3 separate regions of the Homo sapiens genome follow, and regions 1 and 3 are each linked to region 2. Evidence: chromatin loops called from intact Hi-C (ENCODE). Cell type or tissue: CD4-positive, alpha-beta T cell. All regions are shown on one strand. Each heading gives the region's core, and the rest is flanking DNA. Links, peaks and the distances in the headings are about the cores only. Region 1 holds the start of STX18 (syntaxin 18). Region 2 holds the start of LOC105374358 (a long non-coding RNA gene). Region 3 holds the start of TMEM128 (transmembrane protein 128).

Evidence for each region. Hi-C counts contacts between places; a loop is a spot of excess contacts. Peaks named below come from ENCODE experiments on the same cell type or tissue, not always from the same donor. Only the 100,000 strongest peaks of a DNase experiment are listed, where the experiment ranks them.
Region 1: a loop joins it to region 2, with 5 times the contacts of the local background. A loop is called at or near these places in 4 of 110 quality-filtered maps.
Region 3: a loop joins it to region 2, with 7 times the contacts of the local background. A loop is called at or near these places in 5 of 110 quality-filtered maps.

Annotation. Positions count from the first base shown.
Region 1 is chr4:4,537,174-4,547,039 of GRCh38, forward strand. It overlaps STX18 (syntaxin 18), which reads right to left and starts at 4,875. Exons shown (of 11, transcript NM_016930.4): 1 at 4,624-4,875. The coding sequence starts at 4,791. It overlaps LOC124900165, which reads left to right and starts at 4,958. Exons shown (of 6, transcript XM_047416490.1): 1 at 4,958-5,302; 2 at 7,565-7,734. It overlaps STX18-AS1 (STX18 antisense RNA 1 (head to head)), which reads left to right and starts at 4,958. Exons shown (of 6, transcript NR_037888.1): 1 at 4,958-5,302; 2 at 7,565-7,734. RefSeq lists enhancers at 4,745-5,024, 4,749-5,043. In CD4-positive, alpha-beta T cell, for the core only: no CTCF peak of the experiment used is centred there; DNase peaks (open chromatin) are centred at 4,188 and 4,908; H3K4me3 peaks cover 2,455 bases; H3K27ac peaks cover 1,134 bases.
Region 2 is chr4:3,950,843-3,960,708 of GRCh38, forward strand. It overlaps LOC105374358 (a long non-coding RNA gene), which reads left to right and starts at 5,555. Exons shown (of 3, transcript XR_925069.3): 1 at 5,555-6,743; 2 at 9,251-9,312. It also overlaps the pseudogene FAM86EP. RefSeq lists silencers at 4,285-4,724, 5,145-5,224, 5,475-5,544, 7,300-7,594. In CD4-positive, alpha-beta T cell, for the core only: no CTCF peak of the experiment used is centred there; DNase peaks (open chromatin) are centred at 3,949, 4,709 and 5,049; H3K4me3 peaks cover 2,201 bases; H3K27ac peaks cover 1,259 bases.
Region 3 is chr4:4,243,057-4,252,922 of GRCh38, forward strand. It overlaps TMEM128 (transmembrane protein 128), which reads right to left and starts at 5,167. Exons shown (of 5, transcript NM_001297551.2): 1 at 5,050-5,167; 2 at 3,146-3,287. The coding sequence starts at 5,146. RefSeq lists enhancers at 4,509-5,135, 5,438-5,547. In CD4-positive, alpha-beta T cell, for the core only: no CTCF peak of the experiment used is centred there; a DNase peak (open chromatin) is centred at 5,195; H3K4me3 peaks cover 1,762 bases; H3K27ac peaks cover 1,799 bases.

The sequences.
Region 1 (9,866 bases), core at 2,153-7,152, 590 kb after region 2:
TATGAGGCATCTCTAGGCCTATCCTCACCCCAGAACCTGTCATTATAAACTCCTGCATTTTCTAGTTTCTCATTCCCCACAGAGTTGAAGACAGCCAGGCAGGCAAGGTGAAGGCACATCAGGCACTGTCCCAGGCACTGTGAGGGATGTTTTTGTTGCTTTTGCTTGCCCAACATTCCTTACTCCCTATTCCCAGACAGGGCACTGCCTTTTCCATGATTCTGGTGGGGGCTACATAGCATCCAAGCCACCTATTAACCACAGATTGAGGTGGACATAGACCTGACCAATTAAAGAAACATTCCTCTGGCTATAATGACTACTGTAAGAGAGAGCAGAGGATCAAGCAGAACCAACTAGATTTCCTTCCTGGGCTTTATGGATAAGAGCTAGAGAAAGAAGCTCTATCCCTGAATTTTCCAGTTATATGAGCTAAGGTATTCCCACTTTGTTCAGGTTAATTTACATTAGGTTACTATTACTTGCAAACAAAAGAACTCGGACTCATGTAGGCACCTGCATACCTTTTCTTATTTCACCTAACAACTTTATAAGGTTGCTATTACTCACTCTATTTTAGCCATAAGGTAACTGAAATTAAGTGGCTTCCCCAAGTTCATATAACAGATAAGACACATTCAAATCCAAGTCTTTCTGCCCCAGGTTCCATTCAGTATGCAGTATTCAGAATTAACTCAAGAAGAAGAAACTCACTGCCATTCAGAAACCAAACAAATTCTGGTTTAAAAATTACAGGAGAATGTAGTGGGCAGAGGGAGAGCAGCATTAAACCAGGTCAAAGGACCTGGCTTCTACTTATGGCTCTGTGCTATGACCTCAACTGCTACGACTTTGGGCAAGTAATTTCATTTATTTGGGTGTTAGTTTTCTTATCTATTAACAAAATGAACACAAGGTCCTTTTGAGTGAAAAAAAAAAAAACCACAAACAAACAAACATGGGTCTGCTTTAAGCATACAGATTCTACTGTTACTATATGTCAAGTAGATTTCAACTTGAATGTCAAGCCTAATAACAGGTAACGGCTCCTGGGGTACAATGTTGCAAAGGATTCTGAGCTATAGGGATCCACTAAGAAATTAGCACTGGCTTCCATGATCACAAGGAAGAAAAGAAAGTAAAAGCTGCATACCTGCCACACATCTGCCATCACTGAAAGAGTTTCACCTTGGCAAAGAAATGTTACCATCTTTTACGAATGCAGACAGTACTTCTGCACCACCGCTGATTCATCAGTACCTGCTCAGGATTTTCACTCATTCCTCACGCACTTAACTAAATTAAGGAATGAAAGTGCAAGAAAACTAAGTGGTTTGGAAAATACAGCTTGGTGCCACTAAAGAAAATATGTCTAAATGGCCTACATGAGGAGGGGGGAGGTAGTTTGGGGGAACAATAATAATCAGTCTGTTTTTTTAAAATACATACATATAGACTATGTGAGTAGGGTAACTCAGAAGCTACCCTACTTAGCTTGTGAGTTAAGTAGGGTATTATCACGTCCACTTTATAGAAATGGAAAACGAGAGTCAGACTTGCCCAAGTTCACCCATTTCTAAGTAGCAGAAGCGAGATTTGAACCCAAGGCCCAGGTCTCTTTCCAATCCCATCATCCTCACTAGTCCCACACTTCAAATGAGTTAACTAATCAAATTCCCATTGCAGAGTGACATATTCATTATTATTTGGAGTTGTTCGAATAATATAAGTTCCTCCCCCAAATAATCTGAAAAGTCGTTACTCTCCATTTGTAATTTAATGGGTAGACATGCATTTGAGTATATATAAATTTAGTAAAATTGAGCATAAAAGTTAAATGTTTAAAAGAATGATGCAGAAGCAATCAGCCTGTTGTTGGAAGGTAGGGACTGCAATAAAATTGCAGTTTCAATGCAATTTTATTCAACTTAATATAACCTCTACAACAATTCAGTGAGATGGAAATCTGGCATCAGGCATATATTTGAGGAATGGAATGGAAGAATAGAAATTGAACCAGATAAAACGCATCCTAGAAGTAACAGCAAATGCTTCAAGGAAGGCACTTACCAAAAGGCATACTATAACTTATTACATTTCATTAAGTCTGACAACCAGGGCTAAACCTGAATTAGAATATGTGCTTCTGGTATTTACCAGACTTTTCTCTATAAGGAATCCAGGCCAAACAAAATAACAGCCAAACTTTTGACATCTAATTGTAGTAAAAGCACAGGACATCCATCACTAGCTCTTCTAGTTAAACTTCCCACAAGAGAAGATGGGGAGTGGGGAACGGTTGCAAGAACAGGAGATAATACACAAAGCAATGACAACATAAAATCAAAATTGCTTAAAAGAATGTATGTTTCCTCTACGTCAGGGGGACAGTGTCCCTGAACAACACAGCCCATGAACTCACTTAAGGTGATGTGACACCTACTCACATCAATACATAGCAGAACTGCAAGTTGCATTGTCATGCGGTCCAACCCTGTGACATATGCACAAAGCTTTTCTCAAACATCTCTGAAAAGCAGTCATCACTCTGTTTAATCACTTCCAGTGACAGGGAACTCAGCACCCTATGGGACTGTTACTGTCCCTGAGGCCCATTAACTCAAAACTCAAACACATTTTCACCACTCAGGGAGAGGTGGAAGTGATCACAGGGCTCTCCAAAGGGCTTGCCAACCCAACTGTGCCTCCTGTCTCTACCATTCCCAAATCCCCCCTTTCCCTGAGCAGGACTCAAAATTAGCACAGTGTTAATAAATCAGTGGTTTCAGAGTTAGAAGGGACCCTTAAAAAGCCAATACTGTGATATTCATACCACAGTTCTACAAAAGGAATCTCAAGAAGTGCTTGGGCCAAACTGGGAGGGAGAGTGTCCTGTTTCTCTTCCTCTTATTTCAACCTAGGAAGCTCCCACTTTAATTTGTTACATATAGAGGACCAAGGTAGTTTTTTAAAAGGAGGAGGAGAAAAAAAGGACCATTTACAGGTAAATAAACTGAGGTCTTAAAACTTGCTTAATGAAATCATATAGCTAATAGTTGCAGGGTTCAGACAACAACCTCGTCTCTTGGCTCCTTCTCTGGTGCTTTCTCTACCAGATAACATCTGACCATCTACAGGGCAAAATTCAAACTCTGCAATGATACACAAAGCCCTTTAAGATCTCCGCGTCCAATTTTTATGAGAGTCCCACATTCCAGTCTCACTCAAATGTTTATTGAACCAACTTATGTCAGACTGTTACCTACCTCCACAGCTTAGCGCATACTATTCTCTTAGCCTGAGATGTCCTTCTGCACTGGAACCAACTAATCCTCTTTCAAGATTTGTTTTAGGCATCATCGCCTCTATAAAGCCTTTTCTGGTCCTCAGGTAGAACTGACCACATTCTTTTTGTGCCCTACACAACACCTGCAAGGCTTTATGGCACTTGTTTTATGTCTATGTCCGTCTACTCCACCACTGCTTTTACATCATATTACTCTAACACGAGGCTGGTCAGAAGGTAGGTGCTTCATAGACGGTCATCAATAGGGCGAGTGTATTCATCTGGTCCAATCCCCTTTCTAATGTTTAAGTATCCTCTGCTAACTGTCATTAATGCATGCATGACTACATTCATTCAAAAATATCTGAGTGTCTATACAGTGCCAAGTGTATGCCAAGCAGAGAAGGATTTACTGTGAAATTAATGAGGCTTAAGCTTTAGGGTCCCTCTCTTCAATCTTCCAAAGCTCTGAATCTTTCTTGGTGATTTTTATTTCTTGAAGAGGGCAGACAGAACTATATAAGCTGTAGGCCCCACAAAACCTAGATACCTCCTTGGTGTCACGAACACAAAAGGGAACAAGACAAACAGCTCTCCCCTTATGGAGTTTTCTGTTTAATGGGAAAGACAGCCATTTGTTCATTCACTCATTCAACAAACATTTACTAAGCAATGCTATGAGTCATGCATTCTGAGATGAAAACAACACTGTCCCTGCCCTTAAGGAAAAGGTTCCTGTTCCCAGGGAGATGAAGGGACACCTGCTCTGATCAGGGAACAGAAAGTAGTTGAGGTGACTGTAACACTGTGTTTGCGAAAGATTACCCTAAACCCGTCTCAAGAGGAACTGAGTCCTACTTATTGCAGAGACAAAGGGAAGAAAGAGTTCGGCTGAATACAGTTTTTAATCTCAACTAGGGGTGGGAGGCAGACAAGTAAATAGAACAGGCAAATATGGTGTGGTCAGTGCTGCAACAGGAAGCGAAGGACTGTCAGGAGGTTTCCCCTGAGTGCAAGTCTGTAGTGACGGCGAACTCATGACCTCACAAAGCCGCCCATGCACTTTCCAGATAGAGATTTCTGAGGATCTCCTTTCTTGTCCCCCAATCCCTGTCGCCGCAGGAGAAATCTGTTCCCCAATATGCGTCCCCCTTCCTCAAAATAAGGCTGTTCCTTCCCCCAAAAAGCTGTAGGGTCTCTGAGGCCAACTCTTCTGTCCCCCTTAGAGCCACCCCCTTCACACAATGCTTACGGGACGGGGTCTGGTTTGGGGCCCGGGGTCCCTGTCGCAGGACTGCCCCCTCCTCAACCCGCCGTTTCCATAGCAACCAGCTCACCACTTCGCGGGCCCGGCTGGAGAAGTCGCCCTTGGGCCGGGGGCTCCGGCGGAACAGCTCGTCCCGGCTGCCATCGACCCCGCCGCCCACCGCCACTCCCAGCGCCTTGTTCCGCGTCTTCACGGTCTTGACGCTGGCCCGGAATAGCAGCGTGATGTCCACCGCCATAGCGACCCGCACCCTCAGCCCCACACTAGGCCCGCCCACGTAAGCAGCCGGCGACCGCGGCGCGAACCCGGCCGCTGAAGGACTGGTCCTGCCCCACACGCCTCCCCCCGGCAACGGCGACGCGAGAAGAAAGGTTCCGGCCTGCGCCCTGCTACCGCGGCGGGAGGAAAAAGGTTCCGGCCTCAGCCGGCGCACCTGGCGGAGGAGGAACCTCGCGACGCGCTCTCGGGCATCGGTTTCTCCCAGCAAAGCTTGGAGGGTTTAGCTGCGCGGAGAGCTCAGCGAGCTCTTCTGTGTCTGTTTGGGGCGTGTGGGCTCCGGGAGCGTGAGGACCGGGAAGCTAGGAGGCTCCTTCCCTTCTGGCGGCTCCCTCACTGAGACCGGGCGGTTTGGTTGCGGGGGAAGTGGAGACGAGCCACCCTTGACCTTTGACTGCAAGAACTCACCTTGAGCAGGATAGAGGCACGTGGACGGTGACCCTCGGGATGCAATAAATGCTGAGACAGATCAGGTGTGCAAGGCACAGAGCTAGAGGCCAGAGGCCTTTCTTCTCCAACCTTCAGTCACCTCTTTTTAAAGTGAAGCCAGCATCCTCCTCGGGGTTTACTGTGAAAATTAAGTGAGCTGACGCGTGCTGTGTTTTGATGTTGCTTGGCTCCTAGTAAGTGGCCAATAAATGGTAGTAATCGTTAATAATGTTATTATTATAATCACTGTTATTTGTGGTAAAGGAAGAGGCTTTAGAGAAAAGGCGTCACCTGTGCAGAGATTTGAAGGATGAATAGGAAGTTTAGATGGAGACAAAGGTGAAAGAGTGGCCCTAATGCCGCTGGATTCTCTTCATCCTTCATGCATAGTTTTTAATTGTACCGTCTTGAGCCATAGCTATTAAAATTGACAACTCAATCAATGAGTTTCTTCTGCATTTTAGGTTCATGTTCTGTTTTGTGTTGTTTTTTGAGACGGGGGTCTACTATGTTGCCCAGGCTGGATTGCAGTGGCTAGTCAGAGGCGCCATCCTAGCTCACTACAGCTGGAACGCCAGGGCTCAAACGATCCTCCCGGACTCAGCCTCCTGAGTAGCTGGGACTATAGGCACGTGCAACCGTGCCTGGCCTATGGTTCAGTTTTAATTCAAAATCTCATTGATTTCTTCAAGATTTCTTTTTTCATAAAGAGGAAGCACAAGTAGAATATGTATTAAAACAGCAGTTTTAATGGTCATCAAGATAAAATTTTCACAATACTAAGATGTTATTTGCCTTTTCGCTCTGATTTTCTTATGAGTTGCATACAGTTGAGTTTGCTGGAGACTGTGATATTGCAACGGAGTAAATGCAGAACAGCTGTTTTCTATTAAGCCAGACTCCAAAAAAAGACTTTCAAAAACATCAAGTTTTTGTTTTGATTTCTCATATAGTAAATGTCGATAATGTCAATATAAACCAAAATTGTTTAGAGCCCTTAATAATTTTTAAGTGTGCAAAAGAGTTGAGACCAAAAGTTTGAGAACCACTGTGTTAAAAAAATAAAGTTTATCAGAAATAGATGTCAAGAAAGTATATATTTACCAGAAAGGAGGAAGGAAAAGATTTTTTTTTTCTTTGAGGCGGAGTCTTGCTCTGTCGCCCAGGCTGGAGCAAGCTCCGCCTCCCGGGTTCACGCCATTCTCCTGCCTCAGTCTCCCGAGTAGCTGGGACTACAGGCGCCCACCGCCACGCCTGGCTAATTCTTTTGTATTTTTAGTAGAGATGGGGTTTCACCGTGTTAGCCAGGATGGTCTCGATCTCCTGACCTCGTGATCCGCCTGCCTCAGCCTCCCAAAATGCTGGGATTACAGGCGTGAGCCACCGCGCCCGGCCAGGAAAAGATTATTTAAACCCAAACTGTAGCCACTTCTTGCAGTTTAAGGAAAATAAATTTCCATACAGCTTTCTTCCACCTACTGAGGAAAAGAGAAAGAAATTACAAAATCTCTGCCAATGATTCTATCTTGCATAAATGGCCCTTTGTTTAATCCAGACATTAATCAGTTTTTGGCCATGCAAAGTTAAGCCTGGGGTAGAGTAGAAGGAAAGAGAGATTGCCCTGCATAATAAAGTGAGGGGGATTGAATTGGGGGGAAGAAAAGAGAAGCCAGAACCCAGGGAGGGGGCCGGGAAAGTACAAAGTAGGTAACTGGGAAGGATCTTTGAGTGGGAGGGAGGCTGAACTACACCAAGCCTTCAGTGAGTGGTGCCTTGTGTAAACCGTGTGTTTGGTGCAGTTGGATATTTTGGGTAGAAGGGTAGGGACAAAGATCTAAGTTTTCTGTCTGGATTTGCAAGAGCAGAGAAGATTGTGGTGGATATAAGACCCAAGTGAGCTCAAAACATCAGGCTGTAAATCCACAAGTGACCACAAGTACATAAAATTCCTAAATAAGTCACAAAGATCTTGAGGAGGCTGCTGAACTTTCCACAGACCATGGGATATGGGGTTGTGCTTTTTACATTTTGTGTTTACTCTTTAATTTAAAAGAGCAAAGTGACTTCAGTTGACAGTTGACTAATATTAAGCCCCATAAAGCTGAGAGGGGATGTGGGTTAAAAGGATGTGCAGAAATGTTGTGAGAGTATACTACTGCAACTCCAGGGCTCAAACAATCCTCCCGGCTCAGCCTCCTGAGTATCTGGGACTATAGGCGCGTGCCACCATGCCTGGCCTGTTGGAGGTAGCACACAACTGCCCAGTTGGATGTAGTATACAAATTTTGTTTTCTTTATGCATTCAGCAAACATTGAGTGGGCCAGACACTGTTCTGAAAAATACGCAGTCGACTTTTGAACAGCACAGGCTTGAACTGCATGCGGCCACTAATACTCGGACTTCCTTCTGCCTCTGCCATCCCTAAGACAGCAAGACCCACCCCTCCTGCTCCTCAGCCTACTCGATGTGATGATGGTGAGTATGAAGACCTTTACTTTATGATGATCCACTTCCATTTAATGGATAGTAAATATATTTTCTCTTCCTATGATTTTCTTAATACCATTTTCTTTTCTCTAGCTTACTTTATTGAAAGAATACAGTATCTAATACATATGACATGCAAAATATGTGTTAACGGACTGTTTATGTTATTGATAAGGATTCTGGTCAACAGTAGGCTATTATTAGTTAAGATGTTAGGGAGTCAGAAGTTATACACAAATTTCCAACTGTGAGGGGTGGAGGAGTCATCAAGGATCAACTGTATTGGCACCCCTAAATATAGCTCACTACAGCAGCAACACCTATGCAAGGAGACTAGATGTAGGCTGCCAGTGAAAACCAACGTGTAATTTCTGGGCAGCAAATTTAAGAGCTAATGTATGATTCACGATGCTCTTTTCCCTCTGCTATGACAACCCTTAATGTTCCAATGTTCCATCAGCCTGAGTCCTTAAGTAAAGATGACATGGAGCATAGCCAACCAAGGACATTGTATTAGTCAGAGTTCTCTAGAGGGACAGAACTAATAGGATAGGTGTATATATAAAGGGGAGCTTATTAAGGAGTATTGACTCACATGATCACAAGGTGAGGTCCCACAATAGGCCATCTGCAAGCTGAGGAGCAAGGAGAGACAGTCCAAGTCCCAAAGCTGAAGAACTTGGAGTCTGATGTTCCAGGGCAGGAAGCATCCAGCACGGGAGAAAGATGTAGGCCAGAAGACTAAGCCAGTCTAGTCTTTCCATGTTCTTCTGCCTGCTTTTCTTCTGGCCATGCTGGCAGCTGATTAGATTGTACCCACCTAGATTGAGAGTGGGTCTGCCTTTCCCAGTTCACTGACTCAAACGTTAATCTCCTTTGGCAACACCCTCACAGACACACCCAGGAACAATACTTTGCATCCTTCAGTCAAGTTGACACTCAATATTAACCATCACAGACATGTACTAAGATTGAGAATTGTCCACAGATTTGTGGGTGTTTGTTAACTGCAGCATAATTAGCCTGTCCTGATTGATGACAACCCATATCTAGGTATCTACCAAAACAGGAATATTAGATGTATTCTCCACTCACCATCGTAACAGTATTATTCCTCAGTGAATGAAGCATGGAGAGGAAAGAACAGTTGTGCCTAAACCTAACCAATGGAAAAGACCAGGCTGGCAGGGACAGAGTGGCAGAAACCTTGGAAGACTGTGACCATGGCAGGGTAGAATTTATAACACAAGAGGAAAGGCCTTCAAAAACATATACCTTCACGTTAGGAGGTAAACTCAATGAAATTCATTGAAAACCATTTTTCCCCCCTCAGGGACTCTGGAAAGGACCCTGACTCTAGGGGTGGGAAGCTCAAAGAAGAAGCTTTTGTTCCCAAGAGGGAACCTAGATAAAGAATTCAGGGTGGATTTCTCTTGTTTTTTTTTTTCTTTTTTTTTTCTTTCTTTCTTTTTTTTTATTTTTTTATTTTTGAGATGGAGTTTTGCTCTTGTTGCCCAGGCTAGAGTGCAATGGCGTGATCTCAGCTCACTGCAACCTCCACCTTCTGGGTTCAAGCAATTCTCCTTCTTCAGCCTCCCAAGTAGCTAGGATTACAGACGTCCTCCACCATGCCCAGCTAATTTTTTGGGGGGTGTGTATTTTTAGTAGAGATGGGGTTTCACCGTGTTGGCCAGGCTGGCCTCGAACTCCTGACCTCAGGTGATCCACCCACCTCGGCCTCCCAAAGTGCTGGAATTACAGGCATGAGCCACTGAACTCGGCCCAAGGTGGGTTTCTTCCGGCAGCTCCCCCAGAAGTTTAGCTTTGAAACAGATGTGCAAAAAAAAGCGAGGGAAAGGCAGGAAGCAAACAGGAGGTTGTTGTGGTCCAGCCCTTTGAGGTGTGGCCTTTGTCCCCCCACCGCCCATTGAAGTAATATGGTTTGGCTGTGACTCCACCCAAATCTCATCTCAAATTGTGATCAGAATTGTATCCCCATGTGTCAGGAGAGGGACCTGGTGGGAGGTGATTGGATCATGGGGGCAGTTTCCTCCATGCTGTTCTCATGATAGTGAGTGAGTTCTCATGAAATTTGATGGTTTCATAAGGGGCTCTTCCCC
Region 2 (9,866 bases), core at 2,314-7,313:
GCTGTTTGCTGGGCCAGCCTGGTAGGAATGAGAATCCATATGCTAGGAGCTGGGGCTCCAGAGAAGCAGCTGCTGCGGAAACCCCAGGAGGCAGAGTGAGGGAGAGACGCTGGCCTCCCCTTCTTCCCGCCCTGCACTGTCTCCCATGGGTCACACGCAGTTGCAGCCAGTTGCCTGGGGAGACCCCTGCCATGCTGGGGTTTGCAAAGCAGGCCCAGAGACTGGGAAGGACGGGGGCTCCAGCACGCAGGTGGCTATGCTGTCCCACTACTCTGCGGACACTGCCCATAACTGACCTTTTTCATGAGTTCTGAGAGAAAGCACCGGGCATACTTGACTGACGGCGGGTGCTTCACACACACAGGATGCTTCACAGTCTATGGCAAAGGACAGAACGTTGGTTGCTGGGGAGAGCCCATCTGAAGTCTCCTATGAGCTTCAAGCCAACACAGCAGAGGGCAAACTCCAGGCTACCCGATCCCTCAGCAAAGATGTAGATGGACACAGCGTTCTGGCCCCACGCATCTGAAGTTTGTCTTAAGATATAAGCCGTTTCCTAAAAATGCTTCCACTGCAGTGGCACAGGCTATGGCAGCATTTCTAATGCCCATTCTGAGCAGGAACACAGGGCATGTGGGCCCAAACCACCTCCCTCCCAGGGGAGCCAGTGTGAACCAGGGTTTGCAGTAAGGACAGTCGCCAACTGTCTGGCTCTATGGAAGAGGCGGGAAGGCCCACTCAGCAACTGCTCTCTTGGAGCATCTGTCCCTGGGGACAGGATGGAGGGGAAGGGACGCTCAGGGTGACACTCCAGCTAAAGCCAAGAGAAGCCAAGTGCAGGACGAGCAAGTTCCAGGCAGTGGGAACAGCCGGTGTAAGCTCTGAGGTATCCACGGCCTAGCACATGGAAAGGAGGGCAGAGGGACTGGTGCAGCAGGAGTGGGGACGGTGGGAAAACAGGAGTCTGGAGGGAGAGGGAGGAGATGGTCCGCAGCACCTGCTGGCTGGGAGGGATGCAGATTCTGCCCAAGGGCAGAAAAGTACCCCACGCAATACACAGGCCCTTCAGGCTGGTGCTGGTTTTTCATTTTTTCTGACACAGTCTCGTTGTGTTGCCCAGGCTGGAGTGCAGTGGCCCGATCTTGGCTTATGGCAGCCTCCACCCCCCGGGTTCAAGCGATTCTCCTGCCTCAGCCTCCCGAGTAGCTGGGACTATAGGCGTGCAAAACCACACCCAGCTAATTTTTGTATTTTTAGTAGAGATGGGTTTTTGCCATGTTGGCTAGAGTGGTCTCGAACTCCTGACCTTAGGTGATCCGTCCACCTCAGCTTCCCAAAGTCCTGGGATTACAGGTGTGAGCCAGTGCACCCAGCCTTGTGCTGGGTTTTAAAGCAGCTCTCCCCACATTTCATGCTTCACCACCTACGAGAGTGAGGCTCAGGGTGAAACTCAGAGCAGGGTGCGAGATAACTTCAGGTATCTCCATGCTTGAAGCCCTGACCTACTGTATTGCCCCGAAAGTCTTCCCTGCTGTGGCTGCATCTTTTCCACGTGGATAATCTTGGTTCACCTCTAGCACAGGAATTCTTCCCCGGGGCTCCTAGGATGGGCTGGGTGGGTGAGGGTGGAGGATGTCTGCCTCCCCTGAGTTTGTATGGAAAATGTATTCTTCTGGTGCACTTCTTTCTGGGAGGGAGTCTATTGCTTTGTCTTTTCAGAAGGGCTGATGGCCCTTCGAAGGTGAAGACCCAGGATGCAGGGTGATCTGCACTTGGCCCTCAAGGCCAAGGTCAGGCTGCGGCTGGGCCGGGTGGTGATCCTGCCTCTCACCTGCATGCAGATGCTCTTGAGTCCAAACCCCACCCTGGGCAAAGCAAGGGCCCATTTAGGTTTAGAAGAGACAGGAGTGGGCAGGACAGGCCTCATGAATGCAAAAAAGAAAGTCTCTGAGCATCTACCAAATGCTAGAAGCTGTCTTGCACCTGTCATCTCTGTTTTTGCTGTGGATGGTTTAAAAAACTTTCCCTAGATTCCCCCCTCTCATGCAGATTTTTGTATATTCTGATGTCTTTGTCTAAGTCTTAGAAAATGAAAGAGCTGGAGCCGTCGGAGGTGCCCACACCCACCTGCAGTGCTGACTCAATGGTTTTGTTCTTTGAACAGGGGTGTTTTTAAAGGGTACAAGCACACCTGCGGTTCTTCTCTCAGGTCTTCCGGAGAGATTCAGGAGGCAGAGTCATGAGTCCCAGGGACTCTGGGATTCTTACCTTCTGCAAAATATCCCGCCGCAGCTCAGAATCTGATGAGTCTCTTAACTTTGCTTCTAAGCTCTGTGTGGAGGGGAGAGAGAGAAATCTCAAGGGTGCATTCACAAGAACATTAAACACGCAATAGAATGTGTTGGCAAAGCACTGTGTGATCTCTCCCTGGGGACGTGGAGCCAGTTGGAAGTGGAAGCCACAGCAGCTGAAAGCCTGACATTCAGATGCCGCAGGGTGCACCTGGATGAGTCACAGGAAGAAGGCTAGAAGAGTGACTCTTGGCCGCATTAGTCCTGGCTACTTAGCTGCCACCCAGGTCATGGGCCAGCTCCCTGGTTGCACTGGTCAGCCAGGAATTACCAGGGCAGCCATGGCACCAAGGTTTGATGGGCTTGCCATCTGAGTTTAAGTGGAAATGCAGAATGTGCCCATACCAGCCTGGGTTACATTGTCCTCTTACAGGGGCCTCAAGCCCAGCAGCGAACTTGGGCTCCCGACTTAGGCAGACTGTCTCGGCTGGTATGTGACACAGGGCAAGGCACTTCATTGCTTCAGAGCTCCTTCCATGCTGTGAAAGGCCCTACAAGACCTGGTCCTAATCCCTCTCTCTGGCCTGTTCTCCCTCACCCCTGGCCCACCCTGCTCACTCCACTCCAGCCACACTGGCTGCCTTGCTGTTGTTCCTCAACCACAGCTGGCTTGTTTCCACCACAGGGCCTTTGCATATCCTGTTCCCCAAGCCCTTCCCATGGCTGGCTGCTTCACCAGTCAGGCCCCAGTTTAAATGCCACCTCTTTGGGGAAGGCTTCCCTGATTCCCCGACTTTGGTGACTCTTCTCCCCAGTTGCTCCATTCACCATTTCCCTGTTTTATTGGCTTTAGAGCCACTCTCATCTGGTCTTTTCTTGTTTATTCATTTCTTTGTTTATTCTCTGGCTCTCCCATGCAAGCAGAGCCTCATCTGTCATGGGTACTGCTGATCCATGGTGCCAGGCTCACGGAAGGCATTTATTAAACATTTCGAGACTGAATAAAAACACTAGCTAACACCGACATGCATTTACCATGAGCCAGGCACTGATCCACAGGCTTTTGTACTCAACCCTGACAACAACCCTAAGAGGTAGCTATCATTATATCCCCCATTTTATTAAGAAAAAAACAACAGCACAGAGAGATGCAGTCACTTGCCCAAGGTCACACAGGGCCAGGGGCTGGGCCAGGATTGGAAGCAGACAGGCTGTCTCCTGGGTCTGAACTCTCAACTACTGCACCCTAATCAAACAATCCCTCTGGTCAAATGTGAGTGATAATAATAGTACCCACCTCGTGGGTGTTGAGGGTGAGCCCAAGTTAGCATTCAGCGTGGGCATGTGAACAATTATAGTCAATATTGAATGGAGACCTATGATGCTTTTAGGAAGGTTTCTATTTAGGGTTAAAAACGCACAAATTTCTCCTGACCAGAAATGATCTCTGAGTGCAAATATTTCATGTCAATGGAATAACGCAAACGATTAAGCAACACCCCATAAAATGGGGCAGACCCAGGGAGGAATATATATCCAAACTGACTCATCCCAGTGAGCTCACCGCACATGAATTACAAATGTGTCCGGGTGCATTAAGCTCCTCTGCTGGCAGAAGGGAGGCTGCTGCCTGCCATGCGCCTGTGCTGAGAATGGGAGGTCCCCAGGGAGACAAGAGGCCACCCCCTTCTCTGTCTCTTCCATCACAGGCGTGAGAGCCTCAGCGCATGAGCCGATTCTGTGCAGTGCTCGACATACAGATGAGAACACTGAGGCACGAGGGACAGCCTGTGACCTGGTCACCGCACTCAGGAGGACGTGGTTACCTGCGGTCCTGAGGGCGCTGACTTTTTAGAATGGGCGAGGGCAGCTGTGTCGCAGTGACCAGAACGATTACTGCCTTTAAAAAGTCGTGAAAATGATCGTGAACTGTACCCCACAACGAGCGCGCGTCTGCCCCCCAAGACGGTGGAGACGCCCCCAGCTTACGCCGCCAGCCCGCGGGGCAGGAGGGGTGCGAGCGACTCTGGCCAGGCCCCAGGGACGGGGACCGGGTCGCGCCGACCTGACCGGCGGGAGCCCAGGCACTCACGTGGCGGGAGCGCCGGGGGCTTCAGCACGGAGACACATCCCGTCTGCCCCTGGACTCCCGCGAGCCCCGCGGGCCTCTCCGCTCGCCCCGCCGCCCACCTGCCAGGGGAAGGAGCGCAGTGAGCGCGCCGCCAGGAAGCGGCGCTCGAAACTCTGCAGCAAGAGTTCTGTCCCCGCGTTCTCCTAGGGCGCCATGGCGTGGGCGGGGCCGCAGCGTTGCCGGGAGACCGGGCGGAAGCCGGGCCTGGACTGAAGAGGGGGCGGGCCCAGGGTAGTGCGCAGGGGCAGAGAGGGGGCGGGGCCCGGGGGCAGGGTCAGGAGGAGAGTGGTGGTGGCGTTTCTAAGGTGGGGCCAGGATGAGCGTCATGAGGGCGAGGCCTGGGGAGGGCCAGGATAAGCGTTGTTGGGGCAGGTCCTGGGGAGAGTTCAGGTTGGCGGGTCCTGGGGCGGGGTCGGGACAGGGTGATCCTGGAAGCGGGGCTTCGGAAGCGTCCAGGTTGGCGGGTCCTGGAGGCGGGGCCTTGCGTGGGGGCAGGATAAGAGTCCTGGAGGCGGGCGTTAGGGTGGGGGTAAACGATGATTGGGTTCAGGAGGTGAGACTCGGAGCAGAGCCCAGGAGACAGGTCTTAGGGCGGGGCTAAGGTCAGACCCTGAGAAGGGCTCAGGAGGCGGGGCCAGGGTGGGGCGTTGATATGTCGTAGCACGTGGCCAGGCGGTGCTCGGACTCTGGGAGGCGGAGCTTAGGACGGGCCGACGTGGGGAGGGGCCCAGGGTCCGGGAGGCAGGGCCGAGTCTGGGCTGCGGGCTGCACTCAGGAGGCGGGCCCTGGGAGGCGGAGCTTAGGGAGGGGCCGGTGTCGGGAGGGACCAAGGGACTGGGAGGAGGGTCGGGGCTGGGCTCAGGGGCCGAGAGGGAGCTGGGCTTGGGGAGGGGCCGAGACAGATCGAGGGGTCCGGGGTGTGAGAAACGGGGAGGGGTTTGAGGAGGGGATTGGAGTGTGGCTCAAGTTCGGGAGGCTTTACCTGCGGAGGGTTTGAGGCAGGTCCAGGAGCGAGCCCACGGTCTGCTGACACGGGGCCAGGGGCGGGCCCCAGGATTCGGAGCTTCGGGCGGGGCCGAGTCCGGGTTTGGGGCCCGGGAGGCGGGGCCGGTTAGGGCAAGGGTCCCCGAGATCATCGGGTCAGGCCTTGGGCCAACGTAGGCACTCTCGCAGTTCCTCCGCCTTCAGGAAGGTCTTTTTGGCAGGGGCCTTACGGGTGCGCGCTTCGGTCCTGGAGGCGTTATCCTAGCCTCCTCTCCATCAGCGCCACCCGTCTGGGGCCCGATAGGAGGGAGATTTCCCTCTGTCCCCCAGCCTTTGGACTGTCACCAAACAAGCCATTCGTTCACCAAATACTTATTAAGCGCCTACCATGTGTCTGGCAAGGGAGATGTAACAGTGAGAAAAACTAGGTGTGGTCCAGGCCCTCCAGGGGCTCAGGGGCTCGTGGAAGAAGTAGACATTGAAGTACTTATCACACAAATGAGTATAAAAGTACAATAGCGATATCTGCCACGAAGGCGAGCAGACAGAGCTAGCGGGGCTTGCAGGAGGAGTTTTGATCTTGCAGGGATAGGAAGGAGGACTTAGTTCCTGCGGGGTGGGCTTGGGGGTGGTGGTGATAGAGACGTGGGGACAGAGTGGAAAACAACAAAAATATAATTATTTTAGTTCAAAGTTATTGTGTCTTGAGTTGAAAGGCAGGGCAGTTAGCAACACAGTTCAGATTTCAGTACTGCCCCTGAAATCTGAACTGTGTTCAAAGTCTAAAACGTTTACCTTAGCAAATCCCTCATAAAACTCCATTTGGAAGAGTCCCGAGAGCGAATTTGTTAAGTATACTTGCAAAAGGTAGATGAGGAGACAGATAAAATCTTATTACCTCTTTCAGATGAGAGGCACTTGAGCCCTGCTCAGCTATGAGAATAAGAGAGGGGAATTAATTCTAATTGAATACACTTGTTCTCTTATAGCTGTTGTTCCACACCAGAACCAAATGAACGCAAGATCTGACAAAGAAAAAAAGAGGTTCATCTTTTATTCCCCCAAACCCTTTCATTTAAATCAAGAGGGTGGGATGTGGTTATTGCTGTGTTTTTAGGCAGAATCAACGGTTTCTGGGTCTGAGATGTTGCATACACCCTCTCAGTCCCTGTATCCTGAGATGGAGTCACCTGAGAATCCACAGCAAGTCCTAACCAGGGATGGGTCTGGGTGATTAAGGAAGGTTGGCTTCAGAACTGGGCCAGGGGCACTGCTTTGCTTTTGCTGTTTTGATCAGCTCTCTGCCTGCAGGAGACAAGGAAAACCAATGGGAACAGGTTAGTTATACTCATAAATCCTGGGCTTATTTTATTAACTCACATAATAGCTATTAATTGTCTTTCCTCCAAGGAGCAAAAGGGCATATACGGTCAATTCCATAGTAAGTAACACTGTATTATGTTATACTAAAATATTAATCTAGGTTTGTTCAGTCTTTCCTGATTCCGTAGATTGGAAGCGGATTGAAGAAGGACGCTAGTGGACCACAGAGCTGAGCCATGCACACAGAAGAAATCTTTTTTTCTTTTTTTTTTTTGGAGACGGAGCTTTGCTCTCTTGTTGCCCAGGCTGGAGTGCAATGGCGCGATCTCGGCTCACTGCAACCTACACCTCCCAGGTTCAAGCGATTCTCCTGCCTCAGCCTCCTGAGTAGCTGGGATTACAGGCGTGAGCCACTATGCTGGGCCATTTTTGTATTTTTAGTAGAGACAGGGTTTGAACACGTTGGCCAGGCTGGTCTCAAATGCCTGATCTCAGGTGATCCACCCTCCTCTGCCTCCCAAAGTGCTGGGATTACAGGCGTGATCCACCGCGCCTGGCCAGAAGAAATCTTTATCTTGGTGTGCAGTCTCTGGTGAGGGACAAATGTCATCTCTCTTGGATCTGAATCTGGAAGGATCAAGGCACTGAAGGGATTTTTTTGTTTCAGAGAGTCTCCCTCTGTTGCCAGGCTGGAGTGCAGCGGCACGATCTCAGCTCACGGCAACCTCTGCCTCCCGGACTCAAGCGATTCTTCTGCCTCAGCCTCTCGAGTAGCTGGGACTACAGGCACGCGTCACCACGCCCAGCTAATTTTTGTATTTTTAGTAGAGACAGGGTGTTACCATGTTGGCCAGGATGGTCTCAATCTCTTGACATCATGATCCACCTGCCTTGGCCTCCCAAAGGGCTGGGATTACAGGCGTGAGCCACCATGCCCGGCCTCACTGAAGGGATTTTTTTAATGTCACGTGGCTCTCACAGGTGCAGTGTGTTCGGGTGCAAGTGAAGATTACGACTGATGCTTAAAAACAAACGTAAAATTCCAGGTGGTGTTGTTATGGGGCGCAGCATTAGGACAATCTGAGTGGTTTCAGTTGCAAGAGTGTGCGTGTACGTGCAAGAGCTACAGTCAAGATTCAACTTCTGGCTTTGAGGTCTCTTTAATAACAGTAATAGCAACCTAAGTCAGTTTAACAGTATGGAATGGTTGCCTTTTAGAAGTTAAGCTATGGGCATGGAAGTTCAATCAGTACATTGAAGTTTTTCCTTTATCTCTTCTATGGTTAATGGTTTCTGCAGAAAAGGACCAATTGATTTCTTACTAAAACGTTGCTTCAGGGTGTAGAGACCTTTATAGGTCATGTGTCAACTTACAAAAAATTTTTATAGTTCAAATATGAATTACGTTCAATGTAGACTTTGTAATAGAATTGAAGGTTAAGTAAAGTTTCCACTTTCCTTAGGCTGTTTGCAGTGCCCAGCAGGCCCCATCATATCGAGATGGAAGTTATGTTAAAGGAGGAGGTTGGTCAGGGATGGGTAGAATAAGGAATATGCGCAGCTCAGGCTAATGATACAATTATTGAGGTGTAGAAAGAGGGCCAGGCATGGGATAACGCCTGTAATCCCAGTGCTTTGGGAGGCCAAGGCAAGAGGATCGCTTGAGGTCAGACCAGCCTGGTCAACAGAGTGAGACCTAACCTGTACAAAAAAAAAACACACACAAAAAAACAAAAAAATTACGTGGGCATGATGATGTGCACCTGTAGTCTCAGCCACTTGGAAGGCTGAGGTCAGGGGATCCCTTGAGCCCAGGAGTTTGAGGCTGCAGTAAGCTATAATCACATAACTGTACTCCAGCCTGGGTGACAGGGTGAGGCCCTGACTCAAAAAAAAAATCGAGTCAGGGAAAAAATTGGAAATCTTAATCCTCAGTACCCAGGAATGTGACCTTATTTGGAAATAGGGTCTTTCTAGATGTAATCAAGTAATGATGAGTCATCCTGGATTGGGGGCTGCTGGTGAGGGGGCAGATGCAATGACTGGTGTCCTTATAAAAGAAGAGAATGAGGGCTGGGCATGGTGGCTCATGCCAGTAATCTCAGCACATTTTGGGAGGGTGAGGTGGGGGGATCACTTGAAGTCAGGAGTTCGAGACCAGCCTGGCCAATAATAACAATAAAAAAGCCATTTTAAATTCCAATCCACTGAAAGAAAACTGTCCCTTAGTTAATGTCGTGCTTATTGGATCCATGAAGTCTTTGAAAATTTAAACTACAAGGACACTGCTCTCTGTGGTGGTGGAGAGAATACCAAGGATTTAAAGGTCTTTAAGAAAGAGAATGTAGAAATCGTACCCATTGGAAACAGCAAGATGATGATAATCGTACTGACAGTAATAATAAGCTCAAATATATAGAGCTTACTATGTATCATGAATTGTTCTGAATGCGTCATAAATATACGTTCCCTCCTTTACCCTCATGGCAGCCCAGTAAAGGCGCCATTCCCCATTTTACAGCTGGGGAAACTGAATTACAGAGCTTTTCTGCACTGAATCATCAGGAGCAAATGCTAGATCAGGTAATTGAACCCAAGCAATCTGGTTCCAGAGGCAAATAGATGTATTTTTTATGGTATAAAAACATACACATACATTTTTAGGGGAAGGGTGGGGGTAGGATGGGATGAGGATTCTGGGTAATTGCTTGGTAAATGCCAAATACCTTTCTTGTCTGTCCCTCTTTTCAAATGATAATGTCAATTGCAGCACTTTTTTTTTTTTTTGAGACAAGGTCTAGCTGGAGTACAGTGATGCAGTCATAGCCCACTGCAGCCTCAAATTCCTGGGCTCAAGCAATCCACCCATATCAGTTTCCCAAGTAGTTGGGACTACAGGCCCACACTACTATGCCCAGCTAATTATTTTAATTTTTGTAGAGATGGCAGGTGGCGGTGTGGGGGTGTCTCTCTATGTTGTCCAGGCTGGTCTCGAACCCTTGACCTCAAGCGAACCTCCTGTCTCAGTCACACAAAGCTCTGGAATTATAGGTGTGAGCCACTGTGGCTGGCTACAATACTATTTATTTATATTTTGGACCAACAGATATTCTAGCATATAAGAAATGTTATGCTCT
Region 3 (9,866 bases), core at 2,523-7,522, 290 kb after region 2:
GTGTTGTTTTGTTATTATTTATTTACTTATTTAATTTTTTTAAGACGGAGTCTCGCTCTGTCGCCCAGGCTGGAGTGCAGTGGCGCGATCTCGGCTCACTGCAATCTCCACCTGCTGGGTTCACGCCATTCTTCTGCCTCAGCCTCCCAAGTAGCTGGGACTACAGGCGCCCGCCACCATGCCCAGCTAATTGTTTTTTGTATTTTTAGTAGAGACGGGGTTTCACCGCGTTAGCCAGGATGGTCTCGATCTCCTGACCTCGTGATCCGCCCGCCTCGGCCTCCCAAAGCGCTGGGATTACAGGCGTGAGCCACCGCGCCTGGCCTGTTTTGTTTTTAATATGGACCTGCTCTCCCATCTTTGAACAATATAAAGAACCTTAAGGCCTCAAGCTTCTAAACTTAGGCTAGAGCCAGAGGAAAAAGAAATCACCTCAGGCGTCAGAAGAACGAGCCATTTTAGCCATTTTCCAAAAGCAGAACTCAGCCGGCACTGTCTTTTGTGCAGCCCTCTCATTTCATGGCTGTTCAATACCCCCCAACTCCCCTTAATGAGTCCTTCCCAAGAAAACAATGCGACTCAAAATCCTCAGCCTTTGAGAATGCATTTCTGCCTTTTTCTCTCTAAGATGACACCTTGTTGAGGACAGATCTATGACTTCTACTTTCTTTCCAACCCCCACAGCCCTGGTCCCAGTGTCTGCGTCCCGGCTTTGCCACACAGCAGTTATGTGGTCCTGGGCACTCCACTTCACTGCAGTTGCCCCCAAATATCTTATGTGTGATCATTTCTTACTCTGCCATTTCTCTAAACTACTAAAAATACCCAATATAAGGACACAAATACAGAAGTTCTCTCACATCTCCTAAAACCTCAAAAAGGTCTCAGTCCTGAGGCTGACCTGGACTAGATATCCCTCCTAGATGCTCCCATGATACCCTGCGCCTACACTTACAAAGCACATACCATGCGGCCTGGTAACTTGTCTGCTGCAGCCTAGAATGAGCTGTTGGAGAGCTAGAAATGCACCTTCCACGTGTTTGGCACTGACAGCCAAACACATCTCAGCCTCCATAAAGTATCTGATGAAGGAAAGAGCAGCTGCTATTGGTGGTGGTTAAAGTACCCATCCCCTCCAGCCAGGTGCAGTGGCTCACACCTGTAATCGCAGTACTTTAGGAAGTCAAGGTGGGAGGATCACTGGAGCCCACAAGTTTGAGACCAGCCTGGGCAACATGAAGAGACCTCGTCTCTACAAAAAATAAACCAAATTAGCCAGGCATGGTGGTGTGCGCCTATAGTCCTAGCTACTTGGGAGGCTGAGGTGGGAGGATCACTTGAGCCTGGGAAGTCAAGGCAGCAAGCCATGATCGCACCACTACACTCCAGCCTGGGTGACAGAGTGCAGCGAGACCCTGTCTCAAAATAAAAATAAAAATAAAGTATCCATCCCTCTTTTCCCAGCCCAAGTTCTAAGAGAGATGACTGAGTCAAGCTGATGAAGATTAAATGTCTGTTATACTGATGCAGCCGTGGGAAGAATATGGCTTTGGTGAGTGATGACAAAGCACTTCCTAATACTGGGTCTCTGACACCCAGAAACAGCCTTACCCACTGGGTTCCAGGTCAAAATGAAAACCTAGAGACCTTTTCCTGTGGGGACTGCCCCTGTGGAATGACACCATGGGAAGGCAGACCAGACTCTGCGCTTCCTATGGGCAGCCGACTTGCAGCAGAAGAAGGTGCTGAGCTACCTTTGTCCAGTTCTTCATCACACACTCAATCAGTCACGCCACCTCCCACAAAGGAGTGAGTGACATGGAGGGGCAGAAGATGGGAGTGTTTAGGGAAAGTTTCTCCCCTAGAAAGTAGAGGACAGTTTAAATAAACTCCCCTCTGCCTACTTTCCCCTGTGGGCTTTTTCCTTGTGGCTCGACAGTCTCCTCCGCCAGAAGTCACTGCTCCTCCTGAAGGCCCTTGAGGAGAAATCATGTGTCCTGCCATGATACGAGGGGACCACAGTCCTGTCTGCATCTTCCTACCCCCACTGGTACTTCCAAATTATTACTCTTGACCCTAAGCACACCAGCCCTCCCAATGCCATGATGCTCACCAACATACCTCTCCCTTCCATTTCTTATCCAAGGGTCTCCACATCACTCTCCAATGTGCAGTAAGGACCCTAGGATATGATTCCAACCCTCTCCTCCATGTCAACTCTGGAGACTATACTGAAAGGATCTCAGTCCCTGTGAATGAGGAACTACTGGACATCTGGTCTGGCCACAAAGCTGTCACTCCTCCCACTGTGGACCTTCACCTCCACTCTAACACAGTTACACCCTGTAGTTACCTTGTCAGCTGTAACCACCCTCTGAAACCAACCCTGAGACCCAATTCCCACTGGCCACAGTTCTCGGCTCTTCCTCCCAGTACTCTTGTACTTGGTCTTTGAAGACCTTCAGTCAGTCTTTCTCCCTCTTTTCCCCAAATGGATTAGGTTCTTCTTAAATTTACTACCTTCCTCATCCTACAACACATTTATTTGCACACAAATAATTTCCAGTTCTATTCCACTCTACTGTATGTGCCCAGAGCACACACCCTCTCATTGGTTTTATTTTTTCCAGCTTTATTGAAGTACAATTGACAAATTAAAATTTTATATATTCAAGGTATACAGTGTGATGACTTGATATATATATACACACACACATGAATATATACATATATACATATATATGAATATATATATACGTGTATACATATACACACACACACATTGTGAAATTATTACCACAATCAAGTTAATTATCACACTCATCACCTCACATAGTTACCACTGGTGGGGTAACAGGGGGAGGACACAAGACCTACTCTTAGAAAATTTCAAGTATACAATACAGCCTTATTAACTATAGTCACTATACTGTATGTACATTAGATCTCCAGACCTTATTCATCTTATAACTAAAAATATGTACCCTTTGACCCCCATCTCATATTCATCTTCGTATCACCACACCTCCAACACAGGGCCTGGCAGAGAGTAGTAGGTGCTTACTGTTTGAAGAATTCAACTAACAAAATATAACACGAAAAATCAGACTTGGGTTTAATTTACAAAGCAATAAAATTTTCTTACCTGCTAGTGTGGAAGTTTTCTTTAAGGGTTTTAAAGAAGTCAACATAATAGGTCACAACAATGGATGCCAAAATCCAGAATCCAGAATGGATATTAAGTCTTGGAAGAGGTTTCTCCTTTTTCTCAACAGCTGTGGAGGTTTCTGCAAATAAGGGAGATTTCAACTTATTAAGTTACCACAATTTTGCGAGGAAAAATTACACTTAAGCCAAATAAAATCATTTCCTAGAGCTAAGAAACAGTCTCTCCCATGATAACAAATCCTTCTGTAAAACCCTTGAGATAGGTTTATATTTACAAAAAATAAGAGCCCACTATAAAATATGGTCAATACAGTCAATTTATTTCCTCTAAATACATTGTGAAATCAAATTTACACTTTCATCGTCTTTCGGAAATAACAATGTCACCTGGAAATGTAAGAATTTTAATATTATGTTTCACATTTCTTCTAGGAAAGTAATTAGTCTTGTTAATTAGGAAAAATGCCAAAGGCAAACATTAGCGCATGAACTGGACTTGTGGTCTTCCAAGAACACTTTTATAACTAAATTTTTTTTTTTTGAGTCGGAGTCTTCCTCTGTCGCCCGGGTTGGAGTGGAATGGTTTGATCTCGGCTCACTGCAACCACCGCCTCCCGGGTTCAAGCAATTCTCCTGCCTCAGCCTCCCGAGTACCTGGGATTACAGGCGCCTGCCACCACGCCGGGCTAATTTTTGTATTTTTAGTAGAGACGGGGTTTCACCATCTTGGCCAGGCTGCTCTATTTGGCCAGGTTGGTCTCGAACTCCTGACCTCGTGATCAGCCCGCCTCAGCCTCTCAAAGTGCTGGGATTACAGGCGTGAGCTACCCTGCCCAGCCTATAACTAAATATTTTAGTTACTTTAAACACAGCTCAAAAGTGGAAACGGCACACCAGAGCTCTAGTTCCAGCACAGCACTGTCTAGACAGGTGATGGACAAGACATTTTTCCTGTCTGGAACGCAATCTGAAAGAATGGGTGGATGGGGGTTGGGTCAGATGGATGATTTCTATTAAGTTTTCCGGGGATTCTGACATGCCCTCTAGGTTCACGTGAGAATCAATGGTCCACATCTGAGGTTTTGGGCCTTTAGATGACCATCGGAAACCCTGGGAAGCATGTTCGTAATATTCTGGGATATCCTCAAAATGTATACATCATCATGCCTGGGCATGAGGTTATTCGTGTTTTTAATTTTAAAAGGTAATAAATGGACGTGGTTTTAAAACATATGAGATAAAAAATATCCAAAATGAAGTATCTGTCTCCCATCCTTAACCTCAGATCTAATCCCCAGAAGCAACCACCACTTACAATTTCTACTGAATTCTTCCATATTCTATGCATTCACAGGTGAACATACATCACAAGTTACCTGTTTTGTACCCAAATGGCGGCATACCATAGTGTTCCACACTTCCCTTTGAAAATCATCCCCATTGGTACATACGAGTCGACCTGATGTGTCAGGTATACATATACCCAAATTTACTTAAACAGCTTTCTGCTGACGGGCAAGGCAGATATTTCCAGTAATTCGCTATTACAAGCAATCCTGAAGTGAAACACTGCGCACATCATTGTACACTGCGGTACACGCATGTTTCTGGTAAATCCTTAAGACTTAAAACTGGTGGGTATTTTTAATTTTAATCGCTATTTCCAAATAGGTGTCAAATCAGCTCTCCAGAGAATTCTGAAGCGCAGCTGAAATGACGATGCACAGCACTCCGCGATTCTAAGGATCTTCCCTGACATTAAATATTCGACTTGCAAAGCCGAAACTCAGTCCTTCCAGACTGGGCCAGGGCTGCCGGAGGCCGGCCGTTTTCCGACGCCTCGCCTCTGAGAACCTCGGGGCGGCTTGGTGCGCGCCTCACCCGGCCCGGCGTCACCCTCGCGGTCCAGCTGGGCCTCGGCGTCCGGCAGGAGGAGGAATCGCCGCCGGAGCTGCTGCCGGGCCCGCGAGGAGTCCATCTTGGTACCGCCCCGAAATGCGACGGAAGTGACGTCAGACACAGCGCTTCCGGCGTCCGCTCCGGGTCTGGACCTCCTGGCGTTTGGATTGGAGACTGTGTTCTCTTCGCTGTTTAGTTAGCGAGCAGCTAGGGTGGAGTCGGCCTCAAAGGTTCCGCTCTCATGTCGGCAAGTGTGATTTGAATTTTAAAACACTGAGCTTTGCCGGTGGAAGAGTTCCCAAGTTTATTCCGACCTACGGAAGCCCAGGAGGACCAGGATTACCGCTGCCGCTGGATGCGTCCAGGGCCGGGATGCGCGACCGTGAGACGCTGCGCTTCCGAAGCCCTCGCAGGCTTCCGGGTGCCAGAGCAGGAGACATACCCTCTGTCCAGCCTTCCACTCTCAGCCCCCAGTTTTTTTCCTACTTTTGCTTTTCAGGAGTCGTCCAGCAAGACTTGAAAGGAGGAGAAAGGCCTGCTGGACAGGATGCTAGAGCCTGGCAGTGACCACTTGGGGGCCCTGGGCATTAAATAAACTTCTTGGGGCCCGTTTCGTTATTACACTTGGCTCTAGATTTGTTGTGCGTTTCAGTGAGAAGTACCTGTATGTGGTTCATGTGAGCCTCCTCCTCGCCACTTGTGAAAAATCCTCCCAGCCTGAACCGAGGGAACTAAATTGCTTTCCCAGCAAACTGCGGTTTTCCACACTGCTCACGCCCACAAACTGTGTGTTACGAGTTCACAACTTTTTCTTCGTCAATAATCCCGCGTATTACTCTCCCAGCCGTTTCCCAGCGTGTCATGTGCTGAGAAATGGTGGGCTTAGCCACGCAAACGTTTACTGAGCATCTACTATTTGGTAGGAGCTGTTAGGCACCATGCTAGCAGTGGAGATAAAGATGAGTAAGACATGGCCTTGCACGTGAGGAGCTCCTTGTCCAAAGAAAACCACAGAGGTATATTACAAGAAAACTCTATTTGTAAATGTATGAAAGCATTTCATCAATGCAGCCAACATTTTCTGAGCAGCTGCATGTGATAAAATGGTGAGGACAGAAGAATCTAGTAGAGGAAGCAGCTTCAATACAGTGCCATAATAAAAACACTGTACATGGGGCATAATAGAAACACTGTACATATAAAGGGCAGTTTATTCTGCTGCAGTGTGGGAGAGCAGGGAGAGTGGTTTCAGGTGAGTTGAATACAGGGGTGGAGAGCCAGCTACATAGGAAGTAAAATTTGAATTAGTAGGCACTGTTTAATATCTTCGATGTGTTGGGGTGTTTGTAAAAGGAATGTAATAAGAAATACTCAAGAAAAGAGTGCCAGCCGCGCGCGGTGGCTCACGCCTGTAATCCCAACACTTTGCGAGGCCGAGGCGGGCGGATCACAAGGTCAGGCGTTTGAGACCAGCCTGGCCAACATGGCGAAACCCCGTCTCTACTAAAAATACAAAAGTTAGCCGGGAATGGTGGCCGGCACCTGTAATCCCAGCTACTCTGGAGGCTGAGGCAGGACAATCACTTGAACCTGGGAGAAGGAGGCTGCAGTGATCCTGCCACTGCACTCCAGCTTGGGCAACAGAGTGAGATTCCCTCTCAAAAATAAAAATAAAAAAAATTAAAAAAAAGAGAGAAATACCAAATCCCTACTGATTTATCATTTCTTCAGCCTTTCTTCCCCCTTCGGAGCACAGGATTTAACAGCTGGGTGGATCATATGGCCTTTCTAAACAATACCTCCTTTATCCTGTTTTTTTTTTTCTGTTTTTTTTTTCTTTCAAGACTCCTAAAGAACTGGATTCATTTATTCAAAGTCAACTGAAGTCTTTGCCCTCTCTTCTCTCTCGTACGGGGTTAGAAGCCTTGTTAACAGGAAGTGAATTTGTCCCATCAAATACAATCTTCTGTTGATTGTCTCCTCGAAAAAGGGTCAGTGCAGGGCCTCCGTGGTAACTGAATACTCCCAAGAGCATCGCCGCTATCCCAGGTTCCCATACATGGTATGTTCAGGTCAGATCAGGTTTCTCCTTTTGTGGTTTCGGGGCCTTTGAATTTGGATCTGAAATCCTTCCAGAGTTTTTTTCTCTGCAATTTTAAATGGCACTACTTGCACAGCATATTGATGATACTTAAAAGGAGGTTGGAAAAATTCCAGTATTTAATGACCACATCTTCATTTCTGAGGTCCATTAAAGAAGCCCTTTGGGCAGGTGCAGTGGCTCATGCCTGTAATCCCAGCACTTTGGGAGGCTGAGGCAGGTGGCACCTCAGCTCAAGAGTTTGAGACCAGCCTGGCCAACATGGTGAAACCCCGTCTCTACTAAAAATACAAAAAAAAAAAAAAAAATTAGCTGGGCATGGTAGCAAGCGCCTATAATCCCAGCTGCCTGGGAGGCTGAGGCAGGAGAATGGCTTGAACCCAGGAAGTGGAGGTTGCAGTAAGCCAAGACCACCCATTGCACTCCAGCCTGGGCAGCAAGAGTGAAACTCTGTCTCAAAAAAAAAAGAAAGAAAAGAAAAGAAACCCTTCAATGTGTGTACTGTGGCACCCTAATTATAGATAGATATGTGATACCAGATTTGCTACCAATTAAGAAATTTTCATTTTCAATGTGGATTACTTGTGGGGAACAAATGAATTTCATTGTGACCTTTACTGGCCCCCCCTTAGCAACATAGTTAAATCCAAGGTGTGTATAGACTGTCAAATCCTGCCTCCATCACTGTGGGTCTTTGGGCAAGTTATTTTATTGTTCTAAGTATCAGTTTGCTCATCTGTGAAACATCGGGTATTGGAGTGAAGATACATGTATACAGATTGTTTAGCTTAGTGCCTGGCATACATAGTTTGCCTCCAAACAGCAGTAGTTACTATTCTTAGTAATTTGGCTTGCCAGGCCTTCAAGATCCGGCACCTGTTCGCCCCTTGATCAGTGTTCCCTTGTCCCTGGGTTCCAGTGACTCTATTCATGTCTCTCTTCCAAGAATTACCAAGCTTTATTGTTATTTTCCTTTTGCCCTGTGTTTCCCCCAGTTGATTGGGAGAAACAACCATGTCTTGGTATCCCCCAGTACCTTGCAAACACCGAGCACACGGCAGGAACTCCATTAGCTGTGCTTACTTTGGTCCTTGAGCACAGCTAACTTGTCTTCAATATGGATATACATGTGTCTGCCTACCTCTGAGAAACCACTGCTGCTTTCTATAGTGGTCCTGCTCAGATCCCAGAGACTGACCCCGTCCTAGGGGAGGGCACAAGACCCAAAACAGACCTCTCATCCTCCACGTCTTAGGCTGGGAAGATGTTCACGGTTGCTTTGATATGGTGAGCTCTGAGGTCAGTTTGGGCTTGGGGCTGCTGTTCTGGAAATGGGAGCCCACGTGGGAAGGAAGCACTGAGAGGCAAGCTAAGAGGTCTTGGTAGCATTGCGCCGCCTCCCAGATCTAGCCAAGCCTTAGTTAATCCTGTTAAGGAACTGAGCTCTGGAGCTAGCTGCCTGCCTGGCTGTCATTGCCGGTCCTGTCATTACTGACTCTTTGAACCTTGAGAAAGCATCTTATCCACTCTTTGCCTTAGTTTCCTCACTTGCAAAATGGGGTTAAGAATAATACCCACCTCACAGGATTGGGTAAAGATTAAAAGTATTAATACATGCGAAGTCTTTAGAGCAGCCCATAGAAAACTCTCAGTAAATCTTAGCTGTTATTATCCATTGCTGAGACTTTACAGATGGTTAAATTTTCCCTTTTTTAAATTAATTTTAATTTCAGTTGTTTTCTGTTACTTGAAACTCTGAGGCCAGACCAGTACCACCCTGTTCTCTCACTGTGCTGTGTAGCTGCCCCATTGGTCCCCAGGTATTCTGTGAGCGCCTCCAGGAATGAGAATACAGGTAAAGCTCTTAGAAAAGTACCTGGCATATGGAAAGTGCTCAGTGAATGTTAATATCTATCATTTAGGATACTGTTCTTCATTCCAAGAAGAAAGCTAGTTTTAAAAAGTTCTTCCATTGATTGTATAAAAACACAATAAAATGTGTGCCTATTTCTACACAGCTGTGATTATTCCCCTGGTAAAAGCTATAGCATTGGAATCCCTAGATCAAAAGATACAAACGTTTTAAAGACTTTTTTTTTTTTTTTTTTAGATGGAGTCTTGCTCTGTCACCAGGCTGGAGTGCAGTGGCATGATCTCAGCTCACTGCAACCTCTGTCTCCTGGGTTCAAGCAATTCTCCTACCTCAGCCTGCCGAGTAGCTGGGACTACAGGCGCATGCCACCATGCCCGGCTAATTTCGGCTAATTTTTGTATTTTTAGTAGAGACGGGATTTTTTTTTTTTTTTTTTTTTTTTGTGAGACGGAGTCTCGCTCTGTTGCCCAGGCTGGAGTGCAGTGGCGCGATCTCTGCTCACTGCAAGCTCCGCCTCCCGAGTTCACGCCATTCTCCTGCCTCAGCCTCCTGAGTAGCTGGGACTACAGGCGCCCGCCACCACACCAGGCTAATTTTTTACATTTTTAGTAGAGACGGGGTTTCACTATGTTAGCCAGGATGATCTCGATCTCCTGACCTTGTGATCCGCCCGCCTCGGCCTCCCAAAGTGCTGGGATTACAGGAGTGAACCACGGCGCCTGGCCATTTTAAAGACTTTTGATTGATATTTTCAAAGAAGGTCCAGAAAGGACTTACCATACTACTGTAGTTTAAATTCCCACCAGCAGAGGGCAGGAGAGGCCA